Regions from separate parts of the Mus musculus genome. Here region 1 is linked to region 2. Evidence: chromatin loops called from intact Hi-C (ENCODE). Cell type or tissue: heart. All regions are shown on one strand. Links, peaks and the distances in the headings refer to the core of each region. The heading gives the core; the rest is flanking DNA.

Region 1 (15,010 bases), core at 3,305-11,304, 120 kb after region 2:
TTTATCCTCTCGGCGGGAGAGCAAGAGAGGAAGGAAGAAAGAACCAGAGAGGAAAATCCCTGTGGTTCTCCTCTCCTGAGGCGTACAGTGCACCTGTTGTGTTGTAAATGGAGGAGTAAGTCCCCTTTGTAAAATTCCTCTGTGAGAGGAATATGAGATTAAAGAACTAATTATGCTCCAAAGGCTCTGGAACTTGGGGCCACGAGGGAGGGGCTCCCAGAAATGTCGCAAACGAGAAGATTGGGGATAGGGGAAGAAAGGGGAAGGAGAAGAAACACAGGAGGGGGAGGGGTGAGGAAGAGAGAGGCAGGGAAGAAGGAAGTAGCAAGGGAGAAGAGAGGACCCTGCTGGCCAAGTGCTTTTGTTGGAAGTTGGGGAACACTACATATCATAAGGCTTGGGGGACCTTCCCTGATGCTTTTGAATGTCTCTAGACTAGAACAGTCCGGAGAAAGCAGAAAGGTTAACTCGTGGCCCGGACAGAAGGGCACGATCACACTGGAGTCCCCGTGTGCTGGAAGTTCCGCATACCTATGAGGTACTCTCAGCCCATTTCACACTGGCGGGCAGTTAGGCTCGAGGTGGGTCTGTGGGCGATCGAAGGCTGCGATGCCTGCAAAGTTGCGGTCCCCTGCCCAGGTACTTAGCAGTTATCACGAACATGCAGAGCCGCATAGCAGTCTTCAAATACTGGAACTGAACCTGCGTACTGCCGAAGAAGGTCCACCTGATCTTTCTCCGCGTGGTTTTTAGAGTAATCTTCAAAGTGGAGAGGAACTTGGATGCAAAGAGGTAGGACAACTGGGGGGGGGCGGGGGCTGGAGATGGGGCAGGGCGCTACCACTGAGGATGGACTCCGTTGGAGATCAGAATAGTAAAGTATCAGGCCCTCGGGGCTTCCTCACAGTGGGACAGGGCGTAGGCTCAGAAAAGTGATTTTCTTCCCTGAACTGAACTTTCTGTTTGCGGTAACGGGGATTGAACCAGGAACCTATCACATGGCTTCTTACTCACCTGCTCCACATGCCCCCCCCCCGCCCCCGCCCCCGCCTCCGCCCCCTCCAGCCTTGCATTGAATTTTAGCTGTGGTTTCTCTCCTGGCCACGCGTTTTATTGCCTTCTGGGAAAGACCAACCCTACCCTAGACTCCAACCGTTTTTGTTTCCTTTTCTTCGGTTCAGTCCCTGGGTGCCTTTGTGAATTGAAAGTACTTCTAATTCTACATTAGTCTTTATTAAAGCTTAAATTGTATGGCCGTTTAGAAAGCATCTCTGGGAAGCCAATGCAGGTCTGGATAAAGGGTTACTATGGAGATACCGTTGCAATAGCGCTCAGGGATAGGTTCCCAGCCGGGACTGATTTTATTGTTGCGTCTGAGGACGTGACCTGAACACCCACAGCAGCTGCATTGGAAGCAGTCAAATTCATTGGGATGACTAATGCGTTTGTCGCTTTTCTTAGGTGACAGAACCCTGCTACTCATCTTTGAGGAACACTACTTGGCTGTCCTGGCAAAGCAGTAGCTGAAGACTGGTCTCAGATACGCTTCTAAAATTTAAATTATCTTTTAATGTGTTTGTTTTGTATGTGTGCATGTGTGCGGGCATGCCTTTGCCAGGGTAGGCATGTGGAGGAGATCTGGGAAGGGGGACGGCTTCAGTCAGTTCTTCTATGCGGGTCCTGGGCATCGGCTCATCAGGCTAGATGACACGTGCCTGTACCTGCTAAGCCATTTCAGTGTTGCCTCCCTCAGATAGTTTTCAATTTGGCCCAAACCGCAGCATTTTAAATAACACGCTAGAGGCTCGTCGCTCGTTTTTCTATGTTAGGGATCGCTGCCTAGGTAGGTCACTGAAAAACATCTGGCTTCACATATAGAGAGAATATTCTGTGCTCCCTGCTTCAGGAGTAGGGTGGTGAGCACTCATGGCTCTTCAGTGATGCCCTTTGTAATTTTCGCAGTGCCAGGGTTTGAACTCAGTGTTCCCATAGTCTTCGATATTTTTTTCCCTTTCTGAAACAGGGTCTCCTGTTTTTTTTTTTGTTTGTTTGTTTTTTGTTTTTGTTTTTGTTTTTGTTTTTTCGAGACAGGGTTTCTCTGTATAGCCCTGGCTGTCCTGGAGCTCACTTTGTAGAACAGGCTGGCCTCGAACTCAGAAATCCGCCTGCCTCTGCCTCCTGAGTGCTGGGTTTAAAGGTTTCAAATGAAGCCATCTGTAGGCAGCACCACCCAGGTGACAGGTTCATGGTTCACGACGGTACCTCAGAATTAAATGCACTCTTAGACTCCTGGGAGACAAGAGATGCTCCAGGCAAGGTGGTAGAAGGTAGGTGTGCCTAGATTAGGGAGTATCAGCAACCACTGACAGGGTTGGTTCACAGGTTTACGCGATACTCCATGGAGATGCTCAGTCATGCTTACTACAGGATAAGGAGAAAATGGGCACACTTTGTAGGCAAATAGAGTGAGGATGCTCATGTTGGTTGAATCTGATTGACCTGGTAAGGGCAAGGGAAGTGTTTGAACAATGATTGGCAGACAGTAATGTTTTCATCTTAGCTTTGGCCCAGGAAGCTAAATGGACAGCCCAGCTCTATAAATATAGTAGGTATGTGCTGTCCGAGAATATACCAGGAATGCTTAAGAATCGCATCACTGGAGTGTGCATGACCCTCCATGCTTACAGTCAAATCTTGATCATAGGATTGGATGCTTTCCTGCGTCCCAAATTGTGTATCTCAAATGTTTGCTTTGACCTTTAAAACAAGGTCCTGTGTAGCCCAGGTTGGCCTCAAAATCCTCTTGCCTGTTCATTCAAGGGTGGGGATTCAAGGTACGAGTCAGCTAGCTATCTCACAGTTTGAGCAACCCAGCAGAAGGACATCAAAAGTCCTTTAGGGGCTGGAGAGATGGCTCAGCAGTTAAGGGATCTGATGCCTTCTGGTGGGTCTAAGGACAGCTACAGTGTACTCATATAAATAAAATAAATAAATCTTTTTTTTAAAGTCCTGTAGAATTGACTCTGGGGAGCCCAGAGTTTAGACTTAGTTGCAAGAAGATGCTGTGGTCCATTTTGCAGATTGCTGCCATTGAAACGCTGTCTGGAGTTCCCATAAAGAAAGACCATATGAGCCACGTATAGGGTATAGATCAGTTTATTGCTATGGACAAGGTTTCTGCACTCCTCAAAGAATCTGTGAAAGTAGGCTTAAAACTCAGTGATGGGTCAGGCATGAGATCAAACACGTGCTTAACTTGTTGGATGCTAGGACCCATCCCCTGTACTACAAAATGAAAATAAACCCTCAGGGCTTTTCCAAGACTGGTGACAGGGGTGCTGATGAGTTTCTGTAGGTGGGGGGTGGAGGGGCAGATGCAGGATACATTTGAGATATTACTGTTACAGTTCGAAATAGTAACATCTGAGACCTGATTTGTTTTAAAGGATCAAGCCTGGATTAAAATGAGAGTGAATCTGGTGTAGCCAGAGAGCAGGCGAACCAAGGAAACAATACACTGCTCCCCACAACAGTGGCCAGAGAGAGGTAGGGCTGGATTAAGGTAGACCTGCTAAACCCAGCACTTTCCTCTTCAATGCCACTCGCTTGTTGTTCGCCATCTGTCACCTCACAACGCCCACACACTATGGTTAAAACAATTTCCAATTGCGATCCCCTAAAATAAAGCTTAATATATTCACATCTGGCGGTTTTCCTGCCCCAGTTTATGCTTAGCGTTGGCCTTCATTTTAGCAAACTATTCCGTGATTGCTTTGTGTTGCTTTGGAAGTGTTTCTGGATGGGGGATTTGTGGCTCTGTTTGATTGCATTGTGATTGCGTTCGCAAGTGACAGAGCAGAAAGGAAATCTGAAGTCTGTTTTTATCTCATGTCTGTGTGGGTACCAGCTCTGGTAGCAGATCAAGAATCAGCTGAGCAAGGTTTAGAAGTACAGGTTTCTGAGACCTAGGGAACAGAAGACCCAGGAGGGAGTAGGGCGTTTAGTTGAAGAATTAGATCATCCCAGGAGGTCAGTGCACTGGCCCAGGCTGCCTGTGGACATGGATGTTAGGCAGGCTGAGCAAGAAGGATCTTTGCAGCCCAGGGGTTTCAGATCAGTCTGGGCGGTGTCGAGAAGGGTCATCCTTTTGGGATGTGTAGCCCGGACTGCTAACAGTGGTTATCGTTTACAAGTCCCGTCAGAAACCTTCAATGCAACTGGTGAAGAGTCCCCTCCATTTGGGCTGGCCTCTGAGCGGTTTACTCTGAGGATTTAGAATGCTGAAACGTCTGAGTTTCCTAACCATGAATCATGGAAAAATGGCTTCAGCAATACCAGGGTTTGGTAGAACACAGGCTTTGGAGTAGAGATGAGTTTTGACCTGGCTCTACTACCCTGCTTTCTTGGCTGTGATGTCTTCATTTCCACAACTGTCACATGGACATGTAATTCTTTCAGGATTGCCCTTTTTGGAGCTCTAAGTCATACCTCCAACATCCCAGTTGCTAAGCTGCTAATGAGTGATGTTCTTTCCTTCTTGGCATAGGGAAGATCTTCCACGTAGTTGGGTGCTTCAGAGCTCGTAAAGGTCTTATACCCCTACTAGTTCTGTTTTGAGGTACTATTTGTTTGCTCCCCCTAACCCCTGTCTTTCTTTTTTTGCCCAATTTTCCCACTGATTCCTCCCCCAAGCCTTTAAAGTTGGGACCAAGAGAGTTTTACCCTTGGGAACAGTACCAAGTGCCACAGTCTTTTCAAGCAAAAAGTATAAAATACCTTCAGTTTAACCAAAGTGAGCTTCTTTGAAAAAACTGTATCCTCCGCTCTGCATGCCGAGGCATCATTAGACCACCCGCTGTCTCTCCTCTCCCCTGCTCTTAAGGATGCTTTCCGCCCTTACCCATGTGCTTCTACAGGGGAGCCAGCAGCTCTCTCTTCATCTGGCCTTGGCTCTGCTCCACCATTCCTTCTAATTGCTCTCCTGAACCCAGGGCTTTCTCCAGCACACCTGTAAAGACAGCGGTTCACCTTTCAAACCCTCACACTGGAGGTGTTGCGCACCTGGGCACCTAGGGAACTGGGAAGGCTGAGAGGCTCAAGGAGACCTGTTCTTTTTCTTTGACAGACAGTATGTAGCTTCCTTTGGGGAAGAAGAAACCTTCTCCACTGGCAATTAGCATTTTCCCATTTCCGTTGAATTTACATTCCTGAAGTGTAACGTTAGGCCATTTCTTTCCATTTTATTCAGGAGAAGCTGCTACCTGGTATTAGTCAAGTATCTCAGCGCCCCACAGTGATTTGTGTATTACTTATAACACAGCCGTTTTGACAGATGGCAGTTTTCGATGATGAGAGGAGTTGACCAGATGGGGAAGGGTAGGAGGGGAGTGGGTGGGTGTCTGGGGTAAAAGAACCTTCCCATGAGAACACTTTGGATGAAAAAAAATTAAAAATGTACTTGAACGAACAAGAAGAAAGACAGGGCATGAATAATTGGGGGCTTTTCCTGATGGCTGCGTGACCAGTGGTTTGGGCTGCTGTGACTGAGAACAGGAGTGTTTAAGTATTAGGGAAGGAGGGAAGGACATTAGGAAAATGCATTTTAGGAAAAGGAAGACTTGAAGCTGTTTGGGCTGGAATGCCACAGAGCAAAGGGAACGGTGTGGTTTGCAGTGAGGAAGCACTCGGGAAACCCACGATGCAGGAGCCCTTTGCTGTCCCTGTCTACAGACATGGCTATGACATCCTAGAGTGAGGGTCTAAAGGCAAAGTCTCAGCAGTGGGTGATGGCCAGATAACATGAGGAAACAGGACTTACAGGTTCCATCCCGGCTCTGGGCCCTGGCTACCTCACAGAGGGTCATGCCCATGTGCTGCTTTGTTTCTTGTCACCTTGACAGACGCTTGGGTCATCTGGGAAGAGGGAACCTCAGCTGGAAAAAAAATGTATCTATCAGATTGGCCTGTGGGGCATTTTCTTGATTGATGGTTGATGTGGGAGGGCCCAGCCCTGGGCACCACCCCCAGGCAGATGTTTCTGGGTAAATCCTTTCCTCCTCAAGTTGTTTATAGTTATAGTCTTTTTCACATCAGTAGAAAACTGAATTAGAACAGGATGCAACCCCCCCCCTCTTGCTTTTGTTGTCTTTTTAAGACAGGGTTTCTCTGTGTAGCCCTGGCTATCCTGGAACTCCTTCTGTTGACCAGGCTGGCTTCACACTCAGAGATCCACCTGCCTCTGTCTCTCACTGACTGCTGGGATTAAAGGTGTGCACCACCACTGCCTGGCGCAAGCTTTCTTGAAAGGTGGCCAGGAGGATGAAATGAGAGGAGACAGAGTGGGTGCCTAAGACTCCATAGATTTCAGTCACTGTGCACAGATATACTGCTATCCCCTCAAACTATTTTGTGGATGCCTCTTGTGTACTATTACAACCTAGCAGGCCCAAGACTTCACGTCTACTTAATGTGTATACATATATATGTGTGTGTGTGTTTGTATGTATTGTGTATATATGCATGTATATGTATATATAACATATATATATATATATATATATATATATATAAAGCTTATATATAACACATATAAACACAGATATAAGCATATATATATGTACATATTAAGCATACACACACACACATATATATATATATATATATATATATATATATATATATATATATATATACACATATGCTTATAACACACACACACACACACACACACACTTTCTTTTTCCTCTGTCGGGGAGAAATGGTGTGTTTACTGGTACACACAAGAACTTTGCCTCCTGAGCTGGCAGGGCTGTAAAGAGCTCTGTTGAACAGTGAGTCAGAGATGGAGAGCCTGGGGGTGAGAATCAGTAGTGTGAAAACCGGGGATGCTTAAAATGAAATGCCGAGGCAGATGATGGCTTGCTTTGCAAACCCTCCCCTTGTTCTCTGTTGTTTTTTTAGCTTTGCTTTGTTCTTTTGACATAGCGTCTTGCTGTGTATGTAGCCGAGGCTGGCCTCAAACTCATGGTTCTCCTGCTGCCTTCTAGTGCTGCATTGCCCAGCTGGTTTTCTGTTATACCAGAAATGGGGGCAGGGCATAATGGGTTAAGCCGCATGTGATTTCCTAAGTTTCTTTCCAGTTTCTAGAGATCGATGGAGGAGAGACGGGCATAGTGGCACATGCTTACAATTCCAGCACTCAGGAGACTGAGGCAGGGGGATGTTGAGTTAAAAGCCAACCTGAGGTACTTATTGAAGCCCTGTCTCAAAAAATGAAGGTGTTAAATTCTGGGTTGTTCCTTCCTTCTTTGATTTCAAGGCATCTTCCCTTGACACACTGTGAACACCCTCACCTTGGTTTCTTCAAGACTTTGGACCCAGTGCCAACCATTGATGGCTTGGTGTTCTCTGGATATCTCCATGTGTGTTCGAGAGCACAGTTCCCTATCTTAGGTCTTTTTATCTTGGGTTGCTTCTCTGCTAGGCTGATGAGACCCTCCCCCAAAGATGCTCATGTCCCTCAAGAACTGTGAGTTCCTCTATTACAAGGCAAAAGGTTGCATGTGGCATCAGCGTTGCAAACCATCTGACCTCGACACCAGGTGGGCTCTGCATCCAGATAATGATGCTTAAAAGTGTGAGAGAGAAGGACCTGGTGGTACAGGCCTGCGATCTCAGCTATTCTGAAGGCTAACGCAATAGGATTGCGAATTCTGAGACTGTCTGGGCATACTCAGGCCCTGGGTTCAGTCTCTGCTGCCACACATATGCAAGAAAATGTGGAAGAAGGAGGCCGTGGGTGAGTCAGAGTTACTCAGTGTGAGAAGGGCCCCATCTGCTATGGTTACCTTTGCAAATGCAAGAGGGAGCTATGACACAACCTGGGAAGGCGGCGCCTAAAAGGTAGAAACAGCAGAGAAACCGATTTCAAGATAATCGATTGGGTTGATCTATTTATTGTGATAAGAGATTAAACTCAGGACTTCATGCATGCAAGGCAAGCACTTTGGGATTATAACCCCAGCTCAGGAGTTGTAATGGTCACAATAATTTGTTGCAGCAGCCGCAGGAATATAATAGCATTATTGCATCTCCCGCCATGTAAGATGAGCAACACTACAGTAACGGGGCAGAGGCCACCAGCCACAGGGAGGTCTTGACTAGTGCTTTTATGCTGGGGCCCCTTACTGCTTAGTGGAGAAACCCAGGCTGCTTCAGAGCTCTGGATGGAGCACCATCGTAAGCTGCTTCCTGAAGGAACCTTCCTACCCTCCAGCAGTCCGCTCCACAGTCATAGGCATGCTTCCTGTTTTGGCACTTTATTTACCAGAAACTCTTTCCCCTCTTCTTAGAATAAATCCACTTGACCAAGTTCAGAAAAGTTCAGAAAACTGTGTGCCAAAATTTCATTCTGAAAGTCTTAATTTGAGAATTGAGGTTGATAAAAATCCAGACCGCCTCCCCTCAACCACCCACCCCCATCCCCACCCCACCCAGTTCATTTTGGTGGGACAAGTAATACAAGTGGCTTTCAGAAAACAGCATTTAAAATTTCTTTTCTACCATTTACTTTGATATCTGGGCAAGGCATCCTTATCGCCGTCCTGGGACATGCTTTTTAAGAGCTGTCCTTCTTCAGCATCTTGTATTGAAGCTATCAGAGGGTTGTTAAAGTGATGGACCTTGGTCTGGGGTGATGGATGTGTAATCTATTGCTTGTTTCCATTGTCTCTGGTTAGTTACCACGTGGTTAAAGGCAATTGTGGGATTATAGGTTCATGTCCCAAGTGGGGCTGTCTTGTTCTGTGACTTGGCCGGTGCTGACTTATATATGGATATTGCTCAGAGAAGTGACGTAGATGCTCTTCTAGGTTACCCTTTTAAAATAAAATTAAAACAATTTATTTTATTTTTAATTATTTGAATGTATGTGGGTATGGACAGGAGAGTGCTAGTGCCTAGAGGCCAGAGGTCCATCTTTCTGGAACTGGAATTACAAGAGGTTGGGGGTCACCTGATACAGGAGTTGGATGAAGGTTCTCTGCCAGAGCATGTGAACCACTGAGCCGTCTCTCGTCCTGGAGAGTACAGTAAGAGGCACACACGCAATTGCATTAGTGAGTGTGAGCCTCTCTCTCCATACCTCTCCTGCTTTTCCCATCATGTCTCTCCTTCTTCCCTTTGCCTCTCTCTTGAGGTATGAAGTTGTCTGTGTGATTTACTTTTGATTTTTCTCCCCGAGCCTCAACCACTCGGGAGATAGAGGCAGGGGAATCTCTCTGAGGCCAGCCCTGTCTGCAATTCCAGTACAGCCAGAGCTACCCAGAGAAACAGAAACCCCATGTTCAGAAACCAAAAACCAAAGCCAATCAAACAACCCAAAGACTCAGAGCATCTTTATTTTTCGTTCTGCTCTGTTGTTTTGGAAAGGCACACTTTTAATTCTGGCAGAGGCAGGCAGATCTGTGTGAGTTTGAGGACAGCCTGGGCTACACAGTGTGTTCTGGAACAGACAGGGATTTGTAGCGAGATCTTATCTCAAAACAAACAAACAAACAGACAGACAGAGAGACAAAAAGGGGTTTTGTTTAGGGTTGCTATTGTTGTTTTCTGCTGAGGTTAAAGGCAGGGTGGTTAGTTTGTATTATCGAATACTCTGTTACACAGGCAGTACACCCGCCCGCAGAGTACTCTAGAATGGGAAAGTTTGAGGGTCGAGTCTCCACACTCTCCTAGGATTATAAGGCCCAAAGTCCATGTGCAAACCCGCGGGAGGCAGGAAGAAGACACTAAGACCAGTGAGAAAGCTCTCTTCTGCTGTGTAGTCACAACCAAAAAGAAAGCAGTGGCGTTTCAGACAAATATCATTCCAGAGTGGAATTCGAGAGTGATTTTTATGTTACTGTTGGTGCAGTGGCAAGCGTCACTCGGCCAGCAGCAAACATCCGGGAGCCCTGTACTAGGCAGGATGTTAGGATGTCAGCTTCATGGAGGAAAGGAACAATGGCTGTTTAATTTGCTTTTTATAGCCAAGCCCATTTGGGAAGAATGAAGACAGGAGACTCTCAGAAGAGCTTCCTTTCCCTGAGGGCTGGCCCATCTGCTCTGTGGAGAGGAGACTGCTGACTCAGGAAGCCCTGCCAGGGAGCCTGCCGCGGCTGCACTGGGCTTCGGCGCCCGGCCAGGATGCTGGCCCACATGGCCGCCGAACAAATGGTGTGCCCCGGGTGCAGGGAGGTTGTCAGGGCTCCTTTCTAAGACAGGACAACTGACTTCTGTCCTTGGATTACTGAGACATATGTTCCATGACCACCACAAGCACCCTTTTTTTTTCCGACAAAGCCTCTTTCATGGGCTATTGTGAGGGGGGATAAAAGATAAATGAAGCTCGCTCCCAAGAGATTAAGCGTTTAAGAAAAATTAGTCAGTTTCTCTAAGTATCACATAGATCTACGGCTTTTTCAGGAGAAAACAGAAAATGCAATCTCTCATAAACACCCCTGCATGCTTATGAATATTCATCTTTAAACATAATGAGCTGTCATAACTTCTATTTTAGTTTTGTAAACACTACGCTGAAACTTCCAGAGGTCCAACGACAGCTAAAAGCTGCTGTGGTTTTATTTATTTATTCTTTATTTTATTTTATTATTATTTTTTTGAGTTCAGGAATCTATTTTTTATTATCTTTTGCCATCTGCCCCCTCCTCTCCTCTCCTCTCCTCTCCTCCCCTCCCCTCCCCTCCCGTCCCCTCCGCTCCCGTCCCCTCCGCTCCCGTCCCCTCCGCTCCCGTCCCCTCCCCCTCCCCCCTCCCCCCTCCCCTTTCTTTCTTTCTTTCTTTCTTTCTTTCTTTCTTTCTTTCTTTCTTTCTTTCTTTCTTTCTTTCTTTCTTTCTTTCTTTCTTTCTTTCTTTCTTTCGCTATTTCAACATCTTGGAATGAGTCTAGAAGCATTCTCCACTCCCGATCGTCTATCGAAACTAATCAATTACTTCGTCATAGCCTCATGCCAGAGTGAACAAACTCCAGAAAGAACCTGAGTTTCCCCTTGACCGTGATGCTTGCATAGCTAGTTTTATTTTCCAACCATGCTGAAGACGCCGTGTTGGTGGCTTCCAGTGGAGAACATCTGAGACTTGAGTGAGGAATGGGCTTTCCTGCATAGCGCATGCTCAGTGGAGAGCTGGAGGGTGCCAACAAGATCGCTGTGAGAACAGGTCTCTCTGTAGGAAGCATGGTACCAGTGCTCACTGGCATTTGCCATACTGGGTGCTGGTGGCACATTACCACATGGGCTTTTCCTCCTCAAACTTGATATGGACCCAGCTGAACTGCGCTATCTTTCTCTCTTCTAGTCACATACTTGCATATACACATCCCCTTGTGGGTCCTGGTGAAAGACATGGGTTCTCTTAGACACTAGACGATGTCATCTCGGGATTTCTTTCATAAATTGCAATCACTCCAACTGTTGTTGATAAAGACATACGAGTGAAGACGCCTGCCACGTGCATTTTACTCTTTGTTTGTATTATGAATTTCTCTAGATACCTATGTTTCTGCTCGAGAGTGGGAGTGAAGACTATCCTCTTGACTGTTCAGGTCTTCAGGGGGATGGTAAATTCTCAGGCTGTGGGTACACCTCAGGACTCGTATAAGATGTGGCTTTCTGTTTTCCATCCTTCCTGACCGCTCTTCTGCACAGTTCCTTCTCGGGTACAAACAGATAAATGAAAATCTAAGCTGGGGTCAGACAGACCTCTTCAGAGTCCTACCCAACAGGACCGTTTCGATTTTTAGCCACACTTGTCTTCCCTGGGTGAGTCTTGCCCAGGCTGCCAGACACTGACTTGAGTTCGGACTCTCCATGGGACGTAGAGCAAGTCACTTGGAAATAGTCTTGTGTCTCAGTGGTCCAGGTCACTTGAAGATGTCAGTCTTATGTCAGTGGTTCTTGTTTACCAACACTGTCCATTAGAATCAGAATGTGAGGTGTTGAGGGTTATATGTGTGTGTGTGTGTGTGTTATGTGTGTGTTTTTGTATGTGTGTATGTGTATGTGTGTTTGTGTGTGTGTGTGTGTATTTTAAAGGCTTTAGAGTTACATTTAAAGAGTAAAAAGGAATCAAACAGTTCCAGAAAAACACTAAGCAGACCAGACAAATACCAAATGACTTCACTTCTTCATGTAACCTAATGAATCGAACTCAGAATCAGAATTTTAAAATGGTTTAAGAAGGCTTGGGATGAGAACCTGGGAAGATCCTGGCCAAAGGTTATACACTTTCTCTGATAAAAGTTCAGCAAATCTAATGCATCACATGGGTGGTGACAGATATGTAAAGAAAAAGAACTCCAAACTGAGTGAAATTAACTTAAATACATAGTATTTAGGAGCCTGGAGAGATGGCTCAGTGGTTAAGAGCACTGACTGCTCTTCTGAAGGTCCTGAGTTCAAGTCCCAGCAACCATCCGTAACGAGATGTGATGCCCTCTTCTGGGGTGTCTGACGACAGCTACAGTGTACTTAGATATAATGAATAAATAAATCTTTTTAAAAATACATGTTATTTAATCAGATACACTAAAAACCAATAGTTAGATGCATAGTATATATGATATAATTTGTTTATTTCATAGTCATACTTTATGCTGTGGTACTCAGTTGCTCATTTGCTACTAGGCAGATCGGTTCTGAATAACGGAAGAATTGTCTTTGCTTGTTGAAAATATTGCATAGTATCTAGAAAACAAGAAATATGTTGACAGGTCAGGGTAAGAAAGTATAGTGTTGTGAGAAAAGTAATTGAACATTTTGTTTTCTCGTCACAAATGGAGGTTCAACTACACTTCAAAAGACCAGACAGAAATCCGTCCTGTAACAAAATACCGGGCGTGGATTGTTTATAAAGAATAGAGGCTGATTGTGGGGGCAGGCATTCTTTCCGTATCCCAACGCAATGGTGAGCATCGTGTGATGAGACAGAAGTGTGCTAGAGAGAGCCATGCCTTCTAAAATCTGTAATGCAGTTCATTGACTGGGGTTGTGAGCCAGTCACCTCCCAAGGTCTTCTCCTCCAAGGACTCACTACTTTGAGGACTAAGTTCATAATACAGGAAGACACACTCAGATAATAGCAGGATGCCGGGGATTACAGGAGACCACAAGTCAAGGTCAAGAGCTGCTCATTGCAGTCACAGGGTGGGACTCACAGGTACACCCGCTCACAGGTCTTACTAGATGACGGGAAAGGAATCAGAAAAAGGGAACCAGCTTATTTACAGTTTGGGCCAGAACTGCAAAGAGGAAAAAAAAAATTCTCAGCTTCTCTCTACCTTGCCTACAGCAGCCTTTCAGTTTATAAGAAAGGAGAGAGAAAAGCCGGGAAGCAGCCAGTGAAGATTTAACTGTGAGTAAGTTGTCAGAATTGTGAGGTAAATCTTTTCCTAGGCGGCAGTTCTTCCTCCAGCATCAGGGTTGCCAGCAATTCTCACCCCAGCCTGCAATTTCCCGAGTATTTTCACCTTTTTAAAGGGCCCTGTGGCAGTCTTCCGGTTAGGCACCGGGAGACAGCTCCTCTGGAATTAGCAAGATAAACTTCCAAAGGCCTTGTGGAACCATAAACCTGTTCTGTGAGCAAGCCATTCTACTCTGAGAGGGATTCACTGTCTATCCAGATAGCCCCTTAGCATCACTGAGTATTTTGTTTTGTTTTCTTTTTTTGTATGTCATTTCTCTGTGTAGCCCTGGCTGTTCTGGAACTCTCTTGTAGACCAGGCTGATCTTGAACTCAATAGAACTGCCGGCCTCTGCCTCCCAAGTGCTGGGATTAAAGACATATGGTACCATACCCAGTATATTATTGAGTATTTTAAAGAAGGGCTCAATTGGGATTTCAAGATGGCGTCACGGTATGAAAGATATTGAAACGAGCTATTGACTCTAACGAAGAGTCGGAACAGGAAGGCAGTGGCTTGCAGGAAAGTTGACACACACATCATTATCTTTGTAGCCTTGTCCAAGATAAAGGACCATTTTGCTAAACAGTGTGTATAGTCTAGGCTACTTTCAGAACTGCCCAGAGGTAGAGAAGGCTGCTTAGGAAGTCAGCCTCAGTCTGGCAAAGTTTCTGGTCCCTCGTCCTCTGCTCTGATGTAAAGACTTTGTGAAATACCTACCATGTGCCAGGCCTTAAAATGCTTCCGATGTAAAACAGAGCATCTAAGTTTACTGCAGCGACTGTAACAAAAGACTTAACATTGAATGGCTCAGACAAAAGAAAATGATCTCCTAGTGGTTCCTAATGCTAGGAGTCCCAGATCAAGATGTAGGCATATTTGGTACCCGCAGAGGCCTCTGGCTTTGACTTGCAGACAAGATCACCTCCGTGTGCTCATGGACTCTGGTGTCACTGAACGTTTTGAATGTTTGCTTCCCAAGTGGTACTATTTGGGGGAGGCTGTGGAGCCATTAGGAGACAGGAGGTAGGTCTCTAGAGTGAGGCCATTGAAGGCTCTTAGCCTCTGGTTCATGCCCAGTTCTCTCTGGTTTTTTGTTCCAATGTTGTGTGAACGCTCCCATCACACTCTGAGTCCTTCTTGCTACATTGGCTTGCCCCCTACCATACTGGACCCAGCCATTTCCAATGTAGTAAACAATAAACCTTCCCACCCTTCCGTGGCTTCTCTCAGGTGCTGTGGTGGTGGGAAAGTGAAGGTAATGAATACCACTTGTAAACGTTTCGCTAAATCTCCTTTCCCTCCAATAAAAGTTCCGTTCTGAAGTCCTGGGTGATAGGAATGCAGAGTGGAGATCTGAGCTGCCAAAGTCAGCTCATAAAACAGGGATTGCCCTTCTGAACTGTCAGGAAGTGGAAGTTCCTGGTTGATGATTTGGGGCCATCTGGCTCATTGAGATTCCACTCTGGATCTCAGCTCAGTGATTTTTACCCCAGGGTTTCTAAAAGACTCTCCCCCTCCTGATCCTTGCTTGCCTAAGAAATTTTTACAG
Region 2 (15,010 bases), core at 3,664-11,663:
CGGAGGTTTGGCTTGCTCTCTGCCCGCTCCCTCCGGATATAAAAGTCTATCTCTGGTCAAAGTTCTTCCTGCTGAGTCACAGTGACCAGCCTCCCAGGCGGAAAAGCCTGCAGACCTGGTGATGCCAGCTATGGATATTCATGGGCTCAGTGGCCACAGCACCCAAGGGGCAGGACTCCCTCTCCCTCCCATTATAAATCCTTCTTCTTAAAGCAGGCCGAAAAGGCAGGGATGAGAATCTGAGGGATCAAGAAGCAATAAAGGTCTGTCACCAAAGGCCCTTGGTCCCTACCAAGAAACTCTGTCCCACAGTCCACACCTTCATTAGCAAAGCTCATTTGCCCTTAGGTGTGCTTCTGTAAGACTTCAAATTTTTAACCACCCGTTTGTTTATTAACATCCATTTAAGCAATCAAAACTTAAAAAAAAAAAAAAAGAAAAGAACAGTAGTCCCTGACAAAATGCTTTCCACCCAGGAAACAGGCACAACCTGTCTCACTTAAAAAAATAAAGGGGGTGGGGCATGGCAGCCCAGATTCCAAGGTCACAATGCAGGACTCTCCAGATAGCCTCCCGGCAGAAGGAAAAGTTCCCACCCTTCCCTTCATAGAAAGGGTACAGGACCCGCTGGCCTGAAGGTCCTTTCTGGACTTTGCAGACAGATTCCATCCCAGCCTTCTGAGTCATCAACTGTGCGCCCACCCTACTTCCGCCCTCCTCTGACCTCTGTCACAGCCCCCTGCTCCTACTCGGTAAGTGATTAATCTCCCCTGGCACAGAGTTCCTGATCCAGGCACCTTTTGTCTTTGGGAAGCTGCGGCTGGTTTCTATGAGGACAAAGATGGGGGGTGGGGTGCTGTGCAGGAAGGACATTGGTGAGTGCAGGTGAGTTGTTACCCACATAGAGGAAGAAACTGAAAAGTCCTTGCCTCGCCTGGCCATGCCGCTCGCTGTTAAAGCCTTTTGGGTGAATCCTGAGTTACTAAGAACTGAAATACCCCAGACAGAGGGCATTTACTTCCTGTGCATCGAGCAGCCCCCGTCGAACATGTGAAGTGCACCAGAGTTACACACACAGCACACAGCCACCTGGGGTCTCACAGTCAGGTTAAGGACAGGGGCCAGCATTCACCGTGGCCAGCTTGAAGCCAGACTTACCATCAGGAGCCCCTGCACTAGCCATTCCCTTGGGAACACTGCCGCATGCCCATGGGTGATTCCAGAGGGTGCTGGCAGCGATACTCCTGCCCAGACACCAGCTGACCCGCACTTCAAAGAAGAGAACCGAGTAGTACTGTGTGCTCATTTTTTTAAAAGCGTGTCCGTTTAGAGAAGGTCCAAAGGGGTCCATGTGACCTTCTTCCTGATCATGGTGTAAACTTACTGGGTCTGGTATATTGTCACGGGGGCGGGGGGTAGTCCCCACTTTGTAACCCAGGCTGGCCTCGAACTCATGGTAATCAGACTTCCCACTCCCCATATGCTGGGATTGCAGGTATGAAACGCACATGCAGAGAGAGGGGGGGGGAGAGAGAGAGAGAGAGAGAGAGAGAGAGAGAGAGAGAGAGAGAGAGAGAGAGCTCTTATTTCTCAGTGTGTAGGGAAAGCTGCCTTAAAATGTTTTCCTCTCAGGCCCTCCTAGCTAGTAGCCCCATCTTCATGCAAGTATCATCATGGCCACAGCGCCTCTGTGGTAAAGAACCAGGTTCAGAGGACCCAAGTTTTATCCAGAACTTAACTCCACGCAGAAGGGGCCAGATTTTCACTGAACCTCCGGCATATGTCCCAAAGTGGAACCGGGACACATGAATCAGATGGTCAGTCTGGGCCTCTCCAAGGCATTGGGCATCTTCTGGATAAAATTTCATAACATGCCAGGCAGTGGTAGCACATGCCTATAATCCCAGCACTTGGGAGGCAGAGGCAGGCGGATTTCTGAGTTCGAGGCCAGCCTGGTCTACAGAGTGAGTTCCAGGACAGCCAGGGCTACACAGAGAAACCCTGTCTCAAAAACAAAACAAAACAAAACAAAACAAAACAAACAAAAAAAATCATAACATATACCAATGAATTTCGGCCTGTTTTTCCAATGTCCTGTTGAACATAAGTAATTTCCTAACAGATTTCTTAAAGGTCTTATTTAACAATATACTTCCTAAGATTGGGGCTGTGCAGCTCCGTGGTAGAGTGCTTTGTTAAACAACATGTCGATTCCTAGCACTAAATAAATAAATAAACAAATAAATATCAGCCCAGTTTGCTGCTGCACGCCTTTAATCACAGACACTCAGAAGGCAGAGGCAGACAGCTCTCTTTTGAGTTTGAGGCCAACCTGATCTACTAATGGAGTTTCAAGACAGCCAGGGCTGTTATACAAAGAAACCCTGTCTTGAAAAAACAAAAATAAAGATAAATAAATAAATAAACATCAAAGGATAAAGAACTTATTTCCTGTACTTATTGCCTTTCAACCTGTAGGTCAGAAATGGAAACTTAGGCCTGGCCTTCAAGGGGCTTGCCTGAAGGGCAACTAACTATATCTCCAGTTAACTCCATGGCTCACCTTCAGGATATAAACCATGACCACAAGGGGCTGCTGCTAGCTGTAACTCCTCCACTCTAGTGGGCTGCCAGGTCAGCCGGAAGGGAGTGGAGATCATATACATTCGTAGAAGTGCTTTACAAGGGCCCCTGACTGGTGCTGGTAAACCACCATAATAGGGTTCCTAGAGAGGAGTTGCTCGGGTAGTGCCTATGGCGGGGAATCTTAATGAGGCTGCCACTTTCCCTAGATCCGATCAGTCAATATTGAGATTACCACCTGAGCCTGGGTCTCACTCTGGCCCAGAAAGGAAGTCTAGGTCGTCTGAAGGTCGTAGCCTTTGGGAACTTCACTTTAAACAGTCTTCAGATGACCTAAGTGAACTCCTGATCTTAGAATTCCCAAGTCAGAGAGCCTGTCCTTCCCAGGTCACTTGGCCGAACCGCCTAAGGAATTGATTCTCAACCTGGTGGTCTTGACCCTTGGCGGGAAAGTTGAAGGACCCTTTCACAGGGTAGCACGACAGAAATCCTGCATATCAGATATTTACATCGTGATTCATAACTAACAAAATTAGTTACGAAGTAGCAATGAAATGACTTTATAATTGGGGTTTATACAACATGAAGAACTGTATTAAAGGGTGGCAGCATCAGGAAGTTGAGAATCACTGCCCTAAAGCCTTGCTTAGGGACTAGATCTTTCTTGCAGTCCCTCCCAGGCCTCCCACCCTAACTGCCCTGTCCAGCAGACTGGCTTCTATCAGAGTCACTTGACTTCCGGCCATGTTCCCTCTCTCTGACAGGAACTGGCTCTTGAAGTAAGGAAATTAGCAATCCAGCTTTACAGGTTTGGAGTATTTAAAGGGATTTCTTGGCTCTTTAACTACCACCTTTTTCTACAAGATAAGAAGCCCTGATGGTCTTAAAAGATAAAGGAGAAAGTCCTTGGACACCTCGCCCTGTCTTTAGTAACCTTGGTTGACTAGAGAAGTCCATTCGCTTGATGCCACAGTTGTACTTTCTCCGTTCCTTGTAACTATGTAGCTAATGCCTAGTAACTATGTAGCTAATGCTTTAAGGCTTGGGAGTCTTGCTTAAGTAATTGCTTTGGTAATTCTAACACTCCAACTCTTTCCCTCTCTGGAGCACTCTGTTCTATGTACAAATAGAAAAAGCCAGAAATCTTCCTCCCTCTGAATATAAAATGTAGGTGTAAGCAGGCCCCTGAGCTATGCCCTGAGACGCCTGAGCTATACACTGGGAAAGCTGGAGAGAAGTCCAGAGAAAGAGACGTGCAGGCACCAACAAAGGTCCTGGTGAGCAAGACGGAGTCCTCCACTCAACTCAGGGTCAGACCCAAGATCTAGACAGATAAGTTGAGGAAGTAGGCTGTCTAGATGACTCTATCCCAATAGCTCAAAACAGCCCCCTGCATAATTTTGCAATTGTGTTTGAATAAGAACTTAGGTCATATGGTAAATTCTACACAGGACAGTAGATAAAATTGCACAAAGAAGATCCTGTGTGTGGAGCAGTTCGTGACGCAACTGCCTCAGCCAGCCTCCAAGGTCTGGTGATCACACGCATTTCCCACACCAGGTTGAAATTATTTGTGTGTAACAGATTGATTTGTGATTGGGGATACTGGCATTAAAAAATTATTTCCATTCGGATAAGATTTTTTTTTCTTTTAAAAGGCAAGCAAATCTAAAATTCCAACCCAAACATTTACGGAGGTTAAGAATCTGAAACATGTAAACTGAGATAAAATCTGAAAAACTTAAAAATGTAAGTTAGAGAATTTCAATGATTTTTTTACTCACATAAAGGAAACATAAGATTTCTAGTATGTACCAAAACTTGATCGATGTATAAGATTAACAATAGTTTCGCAAAGTTTTAATTCTTGCTTTTAAAACCTTGCTTATGAAAAAAAATCTTTTAAAGAGACCCCCCCCAAAAGGGGGAACATCAATTTCTTTTAAGGGGGGGGCCGACAAGCGCTTTGGCCTGGAAGGACATCACTTCTAAAAGGGTTATTTTTTATTTTCTCTCCCCTATCCCAAGGTTGGTGGGCACCCACTCTGTCTCCACTTGCCTACTGCCTGCCTCCTCACTCCACCAGCAGAAGAGAGCCTTGGGCCAATGCTCTCATACCTAGCCACATTTCCCGGGCAGGATTGGGGGTGGGAGGGAGGTTTGCTTAGTTCCTATGACTGCCCCCTCCTAGAGCAGACATTTCCTTCTTGCTCTACCAAGACCTTTCAATAGCTGGCAGAGAGAAGGAAGGACGAGGTCGTGGCTCAGCACACACATCTACATAAACTAAGGCTGACAAACGCTGATCTCTAAGACCAACACATACACACACACACACACACACACACACACACACACACACACACACACACAAATTATCATGTTAGGCTCTTGCTTCCAAGGGCTGCTGAACTTCTGTCTAGAAGAGGGAAGGAGCTGTTCCTGAACAGATGAAAACTAAGCAGTCCAGGCCTGTGACCAGGCCTAGAAGAGCGTCACCTCAGAGGACTGGGAAGAAGGCCTTTGGCATTTGAGGGGGTAGGGTGATTGATCCTCCCGGCCCAGTGAGAGAAGGGGGTGGAAAACGCGACTTGAAGGAAATGCTGCCTTTCTGTGGGCCAGGCACCCATTACGGATGGGACTGTCATTTTGCCCAGAGGCCACCTGTCCTGTCCAGTCTTACATCAATATTCGCCCTGAAGCATCTCTCAGAACTGGTCTGGCCTCGCCTGTCTCCAGATCCGAATCCAGGACCGGTAGAGTGCCGCAAGCCATAGGTTTAACATTAAAAATATGCCTCCCTCCCTAGGCGCTCGGCCGACCCCGGGGCCCGCACCCAGGAAGGAAGCCTAAGGGCTCAGGCTCAAGGCAGCTGCCGCTCCAGCTTCAGGGCAGTCCCAGGCGGAATTCTTCCAGGAAGAAAAACAAAACAATCCCTGACTCCACGTGGGACTGAAGTACTCCTGAAGCCAGGGTTGGAAGACATGGGCTCCGACTCTCAATCCAACCGCTGGGCAACCCAGGACAACCTAGGACTTTCACCCCGAAACAGTTTCACCTTTCCCACCCGCGCGATCTCGATTCAGGGGCCCAGGCAGGACACCCCGCCGAGGGAGGACCCGGGACCTGCGCCTTTCCTAGGCAGGGCTCCGCGGATACTGCGTGGGGCCCCGGTTCAGACCGCTGGCCGGTCGCGAGGTCCGGAACCTGTGTTCCTGGCCGTCGCTCCTAAAGCGTTTTAGGGAGCCGGCTGAGAGACTGGGGCTCGGCTGCAGGAGCCACAGGCGGTCCTTGCAAAAAAAAAAAAAAAAGAAAAGAAAAGAAAAGAAAGAAAAGGAAGAAAAAAAAAGAAAAGAAAAGAAAAAAATCGCCCTGGCAGTTCAGCCTCAGATCAACAGCAGCGTTTCCCCAGCAGCTGACGGGTCAAATGGTCAGGAAACAACTGCGGAGAACAAAGCCCCCCGCTGTTCCGCACGGCCAGCCTGGCTCGCCCGCACCGGGTGCCGTTCGGAGGGGACGCGAGAAAGGGTTTCGCTCCCGGCCTCCCTTCCTTAAGGAAGACAAGACACTAAGAGGAAAAGTCTGGAAGACGGGGCGAAGAGCCTCGGCAGGGAAATGGGCGGCTCTTGGAAGGCGGAGGTCGGACAAACCTCCAGGCTTTGGAAGCAAAGACCAGACCCGCGCGAAAGAATGCACGGAATGCGGTGGCCGGAGGTAGGGGAGCAGCGCAGCAGGGGGCGCCCGACCCCCCCACACACACACACACCCCGCACCCTACAGTGCTCCCCAACCGGTGGCCGGCACACCGAGCGAGCTGGCAGGTGCGGCGAGCGGTCCCTCCCCTTTGCCAACGTCTGAGATACTGCGCGATCCTTTTGGGGTGTCTGACTTCTCAATGTGACAAGCCACCCTCTCTCCGGCCACCTAATTTCCTACGCCAGGGTTCGCTCGAACCAGGCACGCGCCGCTGGCAGAGTCGAGAATGATGTGTGAACAAAAGGTGGTAACTCTCTGCTCCCGGGATTAGCAGGAGCAGGCGCGGTTGTGCCTGGTGTCCCCCCACCCCCCCAAATACAGCACTTCAGCCTCCCTTAGACCGGGGCAAGTGGGGGTTGGCCGCCATCCAAGAAAGCTCTGAGTTTAGGCAGCGGGGAAAAAAAGAGATAGCTCCCCAGGTCTGCACCCCAATTCTCCTTTCCTCATTGACCGATGTGTATGAACTCCTGAGACAGCTCCTACCCTAGCATTCACCTTCCTTCACCCCCCTCTAGGGTTCCCGGGGTTATACCGAACCAGGCCTCTCTCGTCCCCGTGGGACCTAAGAGCGCGTTCTCAGTACTTGAAGCTGGGCTGCGCAGAGGAACCGCTGCCAGCATCCAGGCCAGAACCGTTCGCGTAAACAAACACGGAAACTCCAAGACGCGTGCGGATTGCAGGTGATTGGGGAAACGCGCCAGCACGGCCTCCCCGGGACTCAGGCTCCAAACCACAGCAAAACCGTTCACACTGACACGCACAAAGACACGCGAGGAAGGGGACTCCAGCACCCCGTAGTCACTCGGGTACTTTCCTCCCAATGCCCAGCAGGGCTCAGGCCGCCAAGTCCCTTACACTACCTACCCTCCCACCTCGCTCTCCCGGGCACCCACGTTTACCTTTAAGCAGGCAGATGTCCGTGCGCTCCGCGTTCCGGCGCAACGCCTGCACGACCAGCGACACCGTGCTGTCCTCCCGGAGACTCTCGGCGCGCGGGCTGCGCTCGTCGTAGACGATGACAGCCGAGTAGAGGCCAGAGCGCAGGCGGGCACGCACCTCTTCCTCGGCGGGCAGGATCTGCTCCAGGCTCACGGAGCCCTTGGCCCTCCGCCGCACGATGGTATTGCAGCGCACGTTCACCGAGCCTCGGATGTAGCCCGCGCTGTGAGCCAGAAACGGCCTGCAGTCCAGCAGCAGGCACTTGCCGCCGCTCAGCAGCCCCAAGGCGCCGTGGCTGCCGCTGCCGTTGCCGCCCGCGCTGCCGCCGCCGCCGTTCTCATCCCGGTTCATCAGCCTTTTGAGCACGCTGCAGTCCATCTCCCGCAGTTCCTCCATCGTCACCATGTCGCCGGCAAAACGCAGTAAGCTGGGGAGCTAGCTGGAGAAGGCCAAGGGCACCGGAGCCAGCTAGGCTAACAAGAAGGAACCAGGCGAGGGCTAAGAGGGCGCCTGCAGAAGTGACCCGCAAACTTGGCCCCAGGCTCTTCTCCCTCTAACACCCCTGCTTCCACCTCCCGCAGCCTCAACGTTACATAGCAGTCCCAGCCTTCTCTGGCGCCAAAGCTGGCGGGCGCGCGGCACCCGGGGCAAGCGATCGAGCAGGGGAGTGTGTTTACGAGAGAGGGCTCCTCTCGGTTTGTCGCCTCTGGTGTGTTTTGCTAGCTAGGGCTGCTTCTGCCGTGGGCTCCGCCGTTTCCCCCACCGCTGCACCGCCGGAGCTGCACGCACTGCCCCAGCCAGAGTTTCCTCCTCTGGCTTAGAGATTTATTAATGCTCGCCGGCTCTCCCGGGGGAGGGAAGAGTCATTACTACCTCGCCAGGCCCCGCCCCCAACGCAAGCTTCCCGCCCCGCCCCCACCCCGGCTCGTGAATGGAGCGCCGGCCCCCTCGCACCCAGTCACGGGGACTCGACGTCACAAAGAGAGGAGTAAACAGGGCGCTCGGTGCTGGCTGCCAGGCCCATTCATAAAACGGAGACCTAGAGGAAGAAAAGGAGGCAGCCTCCGACCCGCCCGCGAGCCGGCGGCTCGGGGACTTTGTGAATGGAGCCGCGGCGCGGTGCCCTGTCCTTCCTCAGCCCCGGAGCGCGGCGATCCTGGTAGAGATCGTTGCGGGTGGCGACGCGGGGCCTTACTGAGGCCTGGGCTCTCCGTGTGGAGGTCTTCACCCCTGCGCTCCCCCCCACCCCCCCGGCCTCCCCAGTCTTCGAGGTCTCGCTCCTGCAGCTCCGAGAAACCTGACACTGTGCGGCTGCCACCCCGTAGGGCTTGGGGACCTCTCCTCGCCGGACTTAATCTCGTTCTTCGTGCCCGGCCGGTTGTGTTTTGTCTTTGTTTTTTTCCATGCGATTCCCCGGACTTAGTTTATACATTAGCGTGATCGATTTCCATCCCGAGCTATTACATCTGGTTTATAGCTTCCCGCGGAACCTGGGCCAACGCAGATTTAGAAAGATGAAAGGGAAGGCCCTCGCGCCGAAGCCCAATAACAAAAGAGAGGTGGAGGGGTTTGTTACTTTACAACCCAGAGGGGGGCGTTAATTGGCCGAATGCTGTGCCCGTGCAAGAGAATGGGAGGCACTCGGGCCCAAGCTTCCTAAAACCTGCTTTTTTAACCATGGGGGGGGGGGGGGGGAATACCCGGAGGTTTTCCTCTTTGGTGGGAGTCCTCGCTTCCCTCCTCACACGCAACGTCCTCTAAGGAAATGACGGTTAAGGTCTACATTTGGTACGAAGGAAAAGATGCTGAAAAGTGCCCATGGGAAGAATGACCTTTTATAAAAGCAAATGTAATAAGCTAGGAGACGATTCGAGTTTCCGCATCCCTCTTTCCAGGTCACGTAGCATCTGCCACCCCCCATTTTACTTTCGGGGGGGGAGCATTTAATTTCCCAAGGGCTCGATTTTGGCAAGAGAGGAGGTTATGCGCGCATGTGGTGGGGACCTTACAGAGAGCCAAAAAAATTATTTGGCCGAGATCTTGCCAAGTCTTGTTAGCAAGAATTAATCACCGAACAAGGGAATTACGGGGTTTGGTAGCGGCGGCCAGGTCGAATATTCCATTTCAAGTTGCGACTAAGCCTGATTAAGGCAGCGAGGGCCGCCGAAGCCTTGGGGTCCTTCCCGCCCTGTTCAGCCTCCTCCACTGTTACCCTTTGCTTTGTTCTCTGCGTAGCTGCTCGCCCGAGATCACCTCCAGCTCTCATTTCAAGGCCTTCTACCGGCTCTCTGCACTCTGAAGGCCCTGACACCCCTTTCAGGGTCCAGTGGGCTATGGGGGTTGAGAAGCAATCATCTGTGGAGATTTATTTTTATTGCCTCGGGTTCCAAAATGGCACTGCAGTTTTTATTTTGTTTATGGATTTTTCTTCAGTTAAAAAAATAAACTATTACATGAGTATTAATTTGTTGCTGGCATATTAGCGACCCCTCAGCCCCCAACGCACCTTATATTTTGGTGCCCGGGGTGCGCGATCACTCTAATTCGGGTTCCGGAAGGAGCCACCACAGTGGAGTGACGTCGGCTGCCTGGGGCAAAGTCTCCGGCACCCGGCTTTCTGGCTGGGAGAGCCGCATGGGCTCCCTGCACCCGTGAGGAGGGCAAAGTGGTTTCTCTTGGTTCGGGAGCTGGGAGGACATCTAGTGCTTCCCCTTTGCTGGCCCTCTATGGGTGCTAGACATCCCCCGTGCCTCGACAGCCCGGGTCAGATTCACTCTCGTGGGGCCTCTCCCCGAAGTCTACATATCCAGAGGCCAGCAGGCCTCAACTTCTCCGGATGCAAGTCTCGGCCGATTTCACCGGAGTCACAGAGGGGGGTGAGGGTGGAGTTGTCCCCTGGCGGCGCTGGCCTCACGAGCCTTTGTCTCCCATGCGTCAGGGGTGCTCTCCTTGCCACCACCCCCCCGCCGGCCAGGCCCTGGCCAGTGCTCACATGGCCTGTAAATAACAGTCAAATCCGGGGGGTGGGGGGGAATGCCCACGGAACAAAGGGCTGCTTTCTGCACCTGACGGTAATCCTTGCCGGAGAAGCCCTTAAATCCCATAGGCGAGTCACGCGCAAGGGGTGTGGGCAGGCGCGTGTCCGCGTGTGTGTCCACGTGTGAGTGCCCGCGCCTGCTCGCCTGCTCGCCTGTTCCTGGAGAGGGCCACCTACTTGAGACTTAGTACATTTAAGCCAAGAGAAGATGATGTTGAATAAAACAAACGACCTCCCCCCTCGCCCCGCCCCCTTCAGGAAACTGCCTTCAGCAGTGTGAATGTAGGCAATGAGCTTTAAATGACAGCACTGTGTTTCCCCGGATACTGTGAGAGCACCCTAGATAATTTTCTTAATGGAATCGCGTGAGCCATTTGGTCCACAGTTAGGTGAATACAATTTAAGGTCTACCCAACCCCGGCTATAGAGAAGATAGAAAACCCTTCTTCCATTGGTCTTCAGGCTAAAGGGTGAGAAACACTCGGTTTACACAGGAACCTCGTGAGTCAATTGGTCAATAAAATCCTGCAGTAAACAAAGGCATTTGAGGAAAGCCAACTGCTTGGATGTCCTTTCAGAGTTATTTAGTTTAGGAATATCTGCAAGGATTGGGGTGGGATTGCCCAATTTACACTCAGCAGTTAAAGCTGGGGTGGAAATGCTTTAAAATTTCACCGTGACATGTGAATCCAACTTCTCTTTCATCAGGCAGTCCTCAGACCGACCTTATTAGTCACTGTCAGGCTTCAACAAATCCCTGTGCTTGTTTAAGAACTTTTCTTTCCAATTAGAAAGTTTTGTGATCTGGGGATTCAAAGCCAGGAGTAGAATCCCCAGAGAAGACGGTGGCTTCTATTCTGGTTTTGATGCCAGCCTCTGACTCACAGTCCTGTCCCAAAGTAACTGAACAAAACTTACCTTCAAAAAAAAAAAAAAAGTCATTGATAAGTGAATAACCATGGTGGCAGCAGATAAGCTGAGTGGAAGCCAGGGAATCCAGAGCCTTTCTTCTTACTCTGAACTACACACGAAACATCCTTTTCACCAGCACCTATTTGTGCTGGAATGGTAAATACTGGGGAGAATTGGAGGCCAACTTGGGCTCCAAGGAGGAAAAGGTGTCCACAATGTGTTCTTCGCGTGTCTCTCTTTTCTGCCCACCTCTGACCCTCAAGCCAAGGTTTGGAGGCAGTGGAAATCTTCAACACCTAGAAATCAGTGAAAGAACTAAAAGCTTTGTTGGGATTTAGGGGTTTCCTGTAGCTCAGGCTGGCCTTGAACCCTTAATCCCACCGCTGTGCTGTGCGATTATTGAAATACTGGATGCCAAAGAATTCAGATTCCCTCAAGAATCACATGCTGGGAAAGGGAAAAGTTGAAGCCCTATTTCCAGAAGAAATTCCAAGGAAGAAATTTCATGGTTTATCTGACCACATTTTAGCTCAGACAGCTGATAGCAGGATAGAGACTATTAATTATGCATAGCCTTTCTCTCTGTTTAACCATAAACCTGCCAGTGCCTGGAAGACTCACTGAGTGGCACTGGCCTCTTTATCTGTTCTTCCCAATGGGACACAGTGAATAAATCTATCCCTGCTCGATTTACAGGTTACAGGTCCCTTTCTTGGTATATTAGGTAGGGATGGGGTGGCTGAGCCTCTAGGCATGTTAGCCTTTTGTCCTGGTCATGAGACCTAGCACCAGGGACTGCCAGAGTCCAATCTTTGAGCCTAAAAACTTCACTACTTACCATTACCTCCATTTCCAAAATTCTGGGATTACAAACATGTGCCACCAAGTCCGTCTGAAGTGTCTTTTTAATGATGACTTTATCAGATGAGTTTATAGTTTATCATTTTGTTTGTTTTTGTTGTTTTTCTTTGTTTTTCGAGACGAAGTCTCTCTGTGTAGTCGCTATAGCTGTCCTGGAACAGTGCTGGAATCAAAGGCGTGTGACAGCACACTCCAGCTCATCCTCTGTCACTTTCTATGGGTGGCATTGTCCCACATACTAATAATTTAAAGTAGTGGGTTCCCAGCCAGGTATACTGAGGGGAGTTTGAGTGCTTTTTTGCTTCACTTTCTATTTTATTTGATAGTTATTCCATCAAGACAATGCTCCCATATGTAGCTAAGTGGTCTTGGGCAAGATGTTCCCCCTTAGCCAAAATTTCCTCACTTTGAAAGAGAGGCTTGTGCAGGAGTTTCCTGTCAAAAGGGTTCCAAGCCTATATGATATGATTTGAGTGGGTGAGCCCTTATCAATCCCAAACTCACCCACTGTTCCCATCATACCCTCCCCAAAGCCAAGCACACTACAATGCCACACAGGAAGGGCAATCTCTAGCTCTTTTCTTACCCCCCCCCCCAGAATAAATACTCTTTGATTTAAGAAGGAAGTTTATGGGTTTTCTTTATTTGAGGCAAGAATGTCTCAAACATCCTTATGAAACATTGAGGTGGGGGTTGCAGGTGTTGGTAGTGCATAATCAACCCAGGGTGCAGAAGGATTGGAGAGTTTGGGGAGTTGGCCTGGGCTACATAGAAGACCATGTCTCAAGGGGTGAGGGGTCGGGTTTTGAAAACAAATGGATGGATGGACTTGGTCTTTTCTCTGTCGTTCTAATGTGCATATTTTCTTCATCTATTCATTCACTCAAATGTGCTAAACTGAGCCTGAAAAATAAATGTGTCTGGATTACTAATGATGCTGTCTTAGTCTGGGTTTCATTGTTGTGAAGTAACACCATGACCAAGGCAACTTGTAGGCTTAGACTTTTCAGAACCTACTTTTAATAAGGTAGTGTTCTAGCCCACCACCCACCAGAGATAGTGAAAAAGGATAGGTTAATAAGGCAAAGGAGGATTCGGACCTATATAGCAAAGATTTTTTTTTTGAGTGAATCCAGTGTGCATTGTCAGGATATCAGTAGCTCTGTTCACACAAATCAACAGCTCAGTCCACTCGAAAACACCATGCAGGAATCAGCAATGGCAGTTTGATCAAAACAACAACAAAAACCCCAAAAGGCTCTGCCAATCCGCCCAAGTTCACATAAGCAGCAAGAAGCCGCCAGAACACCATTACAAGTTCTTTGGTGGGTTTCATTCTTTCTACCAAGTCATGACAAACAATGACCAGCAAAGAGTGGCAAGGCAAACCAATACCACACAGCGTTGCCCACTGTCTGTTGGGTTATATTTCTATCCTTTTCAAACATTACGTGTTTTCTCCAGGCAAGCATAGTGGTCTAGAAAGAGCTGAGAGTTCTACATCTTGAGCTGAAGGCAGCCAGAAGAGATTCTCTTCCACATTGGGAGGAACCTGAGCACCAGCAGTCCTCAAATTCTACCTACAAGGTGACACACTTCCTCCAACAAGGCCACACCTTCTAATAGTGTCACTTTCCATGGGTCAAGGATACTCAAACCACCACAGATGCCAGCAGAATCAAAACCAGTATGACTGCCAATATGTACTATTGAATAGCAGGAACCAGTAAACATCCTTATAGAAGAGCAGATAAAAATGCCAGGGAAGTTCAGAAGAGAAAGGAACTGGGCTGTATTGCCAGATTAGGGAAATGAAAGAAAAATGGCGGAATAAGATATCTTTGGCCACTTAAACATTATGCCTGGAACGTTGCCCTTGTCTTCTCTCAGGAGTCTACAAAAAATAAATAAATAAATAAAAATAAAACCTGCTATCTCACCTCTGACATTCATTCTGCCCTTGTGTCTTGTATTCTTTTCCTTTTATTTGTTAACATCTTTCTTCTCCCAGTGGATTTTGCCTGCTAAAAATAGACAAGCAATTGTCTGAAACTACAAGGAAGCAAGGCGGCACAAAAGCTGTGTGAACATCTACCCGCACGCCACGGGCCAAGATGGATGCTGGTGACCCAGATGTGAGCCCCACTCTAACTTTCATTGCCGTATCAGTTAATTCCTTAAGTCTTTTCTTACTACCTTGGTTTCTATAAAACCCAAGAGATTTTTTGGAGTTATTGTTAACAATTATTTTTAAGATAGTAAAATGTCTAAATTATTTTGCCAAGGATTTGGCAAAAGGCTTCTGTGTGTCAGGCCAAATACTGTAGTTCAGGGTCAGGGTTTCTTTCGGACTTGTGAAATTCGTCTAAAAAGTCCTACTAAGTCCTAGTGTGCTGGTGAATACCTTTAACCCCAACACTCAGGAAACAGACACAGGGTCTGAAGGCAACCTGGAGACCCAGCAAGTTCCAGGCTAGCCAGGGCTACACCATGACACATTGAGCTACTGTCTCAAACAAAACAAATGTCTAAAGATTCTTACCAAGAAATCAGCATAAAATCAAATTAAGGTATATTTTCTCAGTCTTCCTTTTTTATTGAAAACAACAAAGAGATCTGAAGTCAAGTCCATCAGGAAACCTGGTACCAGGAAGCCAGCATGCAGTGCAGGTCCAGCATACACAAGACCCCGTGCTCCATCCCAAGGAGGTCTTGGAGAAAATGTGCAACTATAAGCTCTTAGCTCTTCAACGGTGAAGCAGGAAAACAAGCTAGCTAGAGAAGCCACCTGACACTTTGTTTGCCTCGCTAGCCCCAGATTGCATTATCGATGACATCCACAGGACAGAGGAACCTAGACTCAGCCCACAGAAGCCCAGTCAGTACAGGCAGTGTGCCCACCCGGCTACCCTCACGGTGTGG

The links. Hi-C counts contacts between places; a loop is a spot of excess contacts. Peaks named below come from ENCODE experiments on the same cell type or tissue, not always from the same donor. Only the 100,000 strongest peaks of a DNase experiment are listed, where the experiment ranks them.
Region 1: it touches region 2 in a loop (2.2-fold over the local background); 13 of 42 quality-filtered maps call a loop at or near these places.

What each region holds. Positions count from the first base shown.
Region 1 is chr8:34,675,240-34,690,249 of GRCm38, reverse strand. Gm46069 (a long non-coding RNA gene) reads left to right here and starts at 292. Exons shown (of 2, transcript XR_001778750.2): 1 at 292-792; 2 at 1,462-1,571. In heart, for the core only: no CTCF peak of the experiment used is centred there; no DNase peak of the experiment used is centred there; H3K4me3 peaks cover 265 bases; H3K27ac peaks cover 646 bases; H3K27me3 peaks cover 606 bases.
Region 2 is chr8:34,800,402-34,815,411 of GRCm38, reverse strand. It overlaps Dusp4 (dual specificity phosphatase 4), which reads right to left and starts at 7,802. Exons shown (of 4, transcript NM_176933.4): 1 at 7,239-7,802. The coding sequence starts at 7,683. In heart, for the core only: no CTCF peak of the experiment used is centred there; DNase peaks (open chromatin) are centred at 7,031, 8,211, 9,221, 10,261 and 2 weaker places; H3K4me3 peaks cover 6,450 bases; H3K27ac peaks cover 6,709 bases; H3K27me3 peaks cover 387 bases.